Regions from separate parts of the Mus musculus genome. Here region 2 is linked to region 1. The links are chromatin loops, found by intact Hi-C in ENCODE. Cell type or tissue: left cerebral cortex. All regions are shown on one strand. Links, peaks and the distances in the headings refer to the core of each region. The heading gives the core; the rest is flanking DNA. Region 1 overlaps Tstd2 (thiosulfate sulfurtransferase (rhodanese)-like domain containing 2). Region 2 overlaps Tmod1 (tropomodulin 1).

Region 1 (2,907 bases), core at 145-2,644:
GTGGTTCTCCTATTCCCCAGTAAACTCATGGACAGTGCTGTTTTCCACGCCCACATTGTTTGACAAGTGCTGGTATCACCCACCCGTGCAGCTCATTCCCACGCCCTGTCCTGAAAGTATCCGTTTTCTTCTCTTTTCCACTTCATCGCCCTGACCATGCTCTATCTCGTCTGTGTGGTAACTTCCCCGATTCTCACCTTAATCTGCTCTCCAGTGCAGCAGCCAGAATGATCTTGTTAGAACAGCTCCAGCAGCGACAGGTGGGTGAAGCCCTTGACACAGCCTAGGCTGCTGCAAGAGCAGGGCCCTTGGCTGAAATTTCCCACTCATGTTCTTTGGTTTCTGGGACCCACCGAGTCTTGTTTTGTTTGCCTTTTTTTGAGGCGAATTCTCTTGAAAGTTGATACCCACCCCCACTCTGTCTAGTCTAACTCTTCTGAAGCTTCAGATCTCTATTATAATGACTTTTTCTCAGAGGCCTTTCCTGACCTCCCATCCAAATTCATGTTCCTCAGTGTGCCTTCTATAGCTCTTGTCTTTTTTTTTTTTTAAGTTTTATTTTTTTTAATTAGGTATTTTCCTCATTTACATTTCCAATGCTATCCCAAAAGTCCCCCATACCCTCCCCCCCACCCCCCTACCCACCCACTCCCACTTTTTGGCCCTGGCGTTCCCCTGTACTGGGGCATATAAAGTTTGCAAGTCCAATGGGCCTCTCTTTCCAGTGATGGCCTACTAGGCCATCTTTTGATACATATGCAGCTAGAGTCAAGAGCTCCGGGGTACTGGTTAGTTCATAATGTTGTTCCACCTATAGGGTTGCAGATCCCTTTAGCTCCTTGGGTACTTTCTCTAGCTCCTCCATTGGGGGCCCTGTGATCCATCCAATAGCTGACTGTGAGCATCCACTTCTGTGTTTGCTAGGCCCCGGCATAGTCTCACAAGAGACAGCTATATCAGGGTCCTATCAGCACAATAGCTCTTGTCTTTTTGTGTCTCTTAGCATCTTAACCTCCTCTAGCCTGAGATGTGGGGGACTCTTCAACAACTGTATCCCTAACTCCTAGCACATAGTTTTCAAAACCAGTAACTATTTGTGCTATGTTTTTTTTTTAATTAATTAATTTATTTATTTATATATCACCGTCTCTATTTGGTGAGCTTTTTAAAGCTAGGTGTGATGGTACACTCTTGCAATCTCAGCACTTAGGAGGCTGAGGCAGGAGGATTGCTGCAACTCCAAGAGCAGGCTAGGCTACATACACAGAGAAAAGGGATGTCTTGTCAAGGAGGACCAGCCTCTCCTGGCACACGAGCAGTGAGCAGTCCTGCCCACCAGATGGCAGCATCTTCCTGCTTCTCAGACATCAGAGACTTGGCCAGGTTAGTGAGATATTTTAGTACTGGGTTTTGACATTCTTGGTTCTTAGGCAAGGAAAAGGAGAACCTGAATGCCCCTTGATGTACATCATATGACCTCAAGAAATTTGTGAGTGAGATGTAGAGATGGCAGAACAGTTACGAGTGCTGTCTCTCAGCAGGTGCTCCACCGTGCTAGCTGTTCCTTGTCTATTTCCTAGTTACAGGGCCTTTCCATCAAAGTCTGAAGGACTTTCTGAGAATCTAGGTACTGCTAGAGAGTGAGTGAGTTTAGAGATGGCTCTGTAGGGAATGCGTGTATGGCATGCATTTGGCTTCTGAGATTAAAATGAAATAGGAAAGAATTTGCCTGTCTACCTAGAAATAATCGCATAAAAATGTACATTCACCATCACCCAGTCAGACTGTTTTCAGACAGATTTCCTGACATTGCTGGTCTCAGGCTGTTTTTGTTGTTGTCGTCCCTATTAGTGATAGATAGGTGCATAGCCTGTAGCACAGAGATGGCCTGTGTTCCCTGCCTCATACCCACAGCAGTCTCCCCTGGACTGCAGCCTCTATTTTATTTTATTTTATTTTGTATGTTTTCTGAGACAGTTTCTCTGTGTATCCCTGGCTTTCCTAGAACTCACTCTGTAGACCAGGCTGGCCTTGAACTCAGAGACTGTCCTGCCTCTGTTCCCCAAGTGTTGGGATTAAAGGAATGCAGCACCTATACCCCACCTCACCCTACTGCAGCCCTCTTTCTCAAGGAGTCAGTGGTAATTAGGATACTTCATCTCTGGGTAGCTACCAGTTAATTGGCATTGGCTTGTAGGATGAATCCTGTTGTTTATCCATAGCCTAAAAAGTTGGATCACATGAGACACTGAAAATGAATGGCCACATACAACTTTACAATCTGGCTGCATTCATGTTTGAATAATGGTAACAGTTCAGGGTCTTTGATCAGATCTCTTCTCTTCAGAGACTGTGTGAGTCCTCAGCTGGTGTGCTCTAGCGCCTTACTCTGGGGATGGTGCCTTATAAAGCTGCTCCATCTTAAACTCATGTATGGGATCTCCTCTACTAGGACAACCCACTATGCAAGCCCCCAGATTGCCCTGGCCCAGCTCTCACGTGCCATTCCTAGAGAAGCTAGAGAGCCGCAGATGTGGCTACACGTGCTCTTACACATTAGCACCCACCACGTAGCAGGCATGAATGCAGACATGGGGCACTTCAGTGAGCAAAAGAGAACTTGAATTCAGCCTATGGTTTTGAGATGGAGGCTTTCCCTGGCCTCCAAGCAGAGGTGATCTGTGCACTCCCACTGTCAAGTAGGGTCCCTCTTTAGGACTGGGGTAAAGTTTCCTCAGTGGGCTTTGCTTTTTTTTTTTTTTTTAATTCCACTTCTGGCGTCGTTCTACCTATGTAAGCGTCTTGGGCCTCCCATAAGGAAGGGCTGGAGCTCATCATCTTCCTAAGCCTCTAGAAGCTGAATAGGCCCCGCTGCTTCAGAGGGACATCTGTGCTCTATATTGTGAT
Region 2 (2,907 bases), core at 242-2,741, 86 kb after region 1:
ATGTCCAATGGTTACTGCCATGGTCCACTACAGACGTCTTTAGCAACAGCCCTGTGGCGCTACTCTAATATCCTAGAGTAAAAGGCAGCCTGGTAAAGGGAACACGGAGTATAAAAAGGACAGGGGCAGAGGGGTGGGACCTGTCTTCTTCTCCACTTCCCACCCTCTCAGGCACTGTGATATGGAGCCTGTCCTCTCCAGGAGGGCACAAGGGACGTGCGTGCTTGAGTGTTTAGCATTTCTATCAGACAAGGACCCAGTGCCTCGGCCCAGGAGGCTCCAGACCACATCCTAGGTTGATTCCAGTGAGCTCATTCTTTCAGAGGCTGTTGCCATCATAATAAACCAGAAGACTGTATAAAACAAAAGGGAGCCAGCCCCCCCCCCCCCCAGCGCTGTGGGAGTGACTCCTGCTAATCCCAGGAAGCAGGCCCCTGGCTTTAAACTGATAATGACTCCTAGCAGCCAAATAATTGATCTAGCTGGTGTTCTGGCTTTAAGGGAAAGTGAACTGGCCTCTTTAGAAATGTTGGCAGCCTGGGCTGGCCCATTAGTAAGACTGAAAAATCAAAACACTGTCCGGAAGAAGCCATATGACTGGGCTCAGCAGAAGTCATCAATAGATGACATCATCTCAGAAGTTAGCAAGCCAAGGTCATGGGGCCCCCAGAGCAGGGTCAGCTCACCCTTCACGGCTCACAGATACTGAGTCAGCCAGGGGACACAGGGGCCCAGACCAGAGCCTGCTTCATTCTAACTCCCCCCCACCCCCAAGCCCCCCCTTTATTTTTGCTCAGCAAAGTCTAGAGGGTTGAAAGCCACTTGCAAAGCTGGTGACATATGGCATGTTCTTAAGGAAGGACCTCAATCCTGCCATGGGCACACCCCTCAGATTCTCTTACACTCTGTGGTTGCCCCTTGATTTGCCTCTACCACTTATGCTGGCCATGTCACAAACACTGAGGGCTGCCCTCTGCCCCAGCTCTGACTGCCTTTCTCATCTACGCTCTGAGAGAGTTGGGAGCTGTCTCTACTTAAGCTCCAGCCTCTGTCTCCTTAACCACATCCTCACAAGGTACTGGGCAGGGTCTAACGAAGCTCAGGGCTTGCCCATCATCACTTCCTATCACAGCCTGAATGAAGTGTCCACTATGGCTAGCCCTGTTGTACACAGGGGGAAACTGAGGGCACCAGCTTGGTCTCCAGCCAATCCTAGTTTTTAATGCTCGGCTGTGCTGCAACCAAGTCCCCAATGCCTACCCTGGATTCTGACGGAGTCTCCACACTTCTCAGCATTCTATCCCTGTGTAGTAACTGTGCCCACCTCTCCACTAGGCTCTTGGAAGGCTGCAGCCCCCTCTACCCTCACCCCCCCACACACACACACACCTGGACTCCTGGGGTCCTCATCCCAGATCTGGTGCCCCAGATCTCCCCTGCACTTCCTTTTTCTCCAGCTAGAGGGCTTCCCAGAAGACTTCCAGCCCTGCCTCTTCTGCACTCCAGCGCCACTAAAGACCATCCTGTCCACTAAGGTCATTTCTCAAGGTCACACTGAGTGGGTAACAGAGCCGGGGCTGGAGCTAGGGGCCTGAACTCCTGGCCATTCCCTTTATTGCTTAGAGCTGACACCACCTAGTCCCTGTGTTCTGTAGTTAAGCTGCAGCCAAGAGCCCTGCCCAAGAAGGGAGAGAAGGTGTGAGACTCTGATAAGGTGGGCTGGGCTATTTTTAGAGGGCTCTAACTTCCCACTTAGGATGCGAGGCACCCAAGAGCCAGTGGCTGTCTAAACCGTGGACTGCAAGGCTAGCTCATTAGAGAGCAGATGCCAGAGTGACAGGCGCCCTGTCTTCACTCTGCCTGTTTGTTGTGAGGTTTGAAGTCGGTGAGAATCTTCCTATTGGGTGATTCCCCTTTCACTCATTTATCTGTGAAGCCCGGAGATAGCTTTAGAGAAAACGGAGCGATCTTCAGGATCTATTACTAGACTCTCCACACTATTACTCCAGCCTGGGAAAGTCCCAGACATTAGCAGATCACAAAAGAGGGGTGCAGAGTCCCCAAACCTGCCAGGAAAGGTCGGTAGAGACAGGAAAGGCAAGCAGACTGCAGTGGGGGTTGGCATGACCTTGAGCAAAGGGTTCTGAAGCCCTTACAGGGGCAACAGTGGGACCCAGGGTGAAAGATAAACCCTGTGGGAGGGAGCCCCCACTAAGAAAGAACCCAGAATCTGGGTTTAGAGTCTGGCTCTGCCAGGTCTTCGGAATCTCATGGGGAAAGCTGAGAGAGGTAACTAAACAGAGAGCTGGGGAGGTTCCGGGTTAAGGGAGTTATCACAGGTGCCACACAGGGAACTGAATTGCCTGAGCCTGCCCAGTTCATTTGGTCACTTGTTTTGCCGAGGTGCTGCTAGCAACTCAGCCTAGAGATGCTCCCAAACACCCCAGGCACACTTCCCAGGCTATTCCGAGGGCCACAGTGGGTCCTAGGCCAGGATTTGAGTTCCAAGAGCCACCAAAGTCTCTGACTTTTGCAGCTGTGTCCTCAGCATCCTTACCCTGCCTGAAACTGCAGAACAGGTGCAGGGGAGTGTAGGCAGTTCAGAGCACGCCCTGGCCACTCTCGTGGCCCCGGGTACCATCTCTTTGAAGGACCCTAACTTCACCTTACAAACAGGAAAACGAGATCCAGAAAAGAAAGGAGGGTTGCCTAGGCCGCCCCTCAAACTGGAGACAACCAGTGGCCTCCTGCCTCTACCTGGTTGCGCGCAGCGAGGCAAGCGCAGCTGGTGCTTTAAACCTCAGCTAGTTCCAGCAGTTTGGGAAACTTTTCAGGCGCCGGCCAGATCGGTGCTCAGAGGACTCAGCGTCCCCCGAGCGTGTATCCCCTTCCTCCCCAGACTCCCAG

The links. Peaks named below come from ENCODE experiments on the same cell type or tissue, not always from the same donor. Only the 100,000 strongest peaks of a DNase experiment are listed, where the experiment ranks them.
Region 2: it touches region 1 in a loop (2.7-fold over the local background); 14 of 42 quality-filtered maps call a loop at or near these places.

The regions. Positions count from the first base shown.
Region 1 is chr4:46,125,151-46,128,057 of GRCm38, reverse strand. All of the region lies in intron 4 of Tstd2 (thiosulfate sulfurtransferase (rhodanese)-like domain containing 2), which reads left to right. Among named protein-coding and RNA genes, the nearest start is that of Tstd2, 12 kb to the left of the region's middle. In left cerebral cortex, for the core only: a CTCF peak has its summit at 1,326 (motif pointing right); a DNase peak (open chromatin) is centred at 1,336.
Region 2 is chr4:46,039,658-46,042,564 of GRCm38, reverse strand. All of the region lies in intron 1 of Tmod1 (tropomodulin 1), which reads right to left. Among named protein-coding and RNA genes, the nearest start is that of Tmod1, 1.9 kb to the right of the region's middle. In left cerebral cortex, for the core only: CTCF peaks have their summits at 1,255 and 1,466; DNase peaks (open chromatin) are centred at 949, 1,522, 1,808 and 2,602; H3K4me3 peaks cover 1,561 bases; H3K27ac peaks cover 1,859 bases.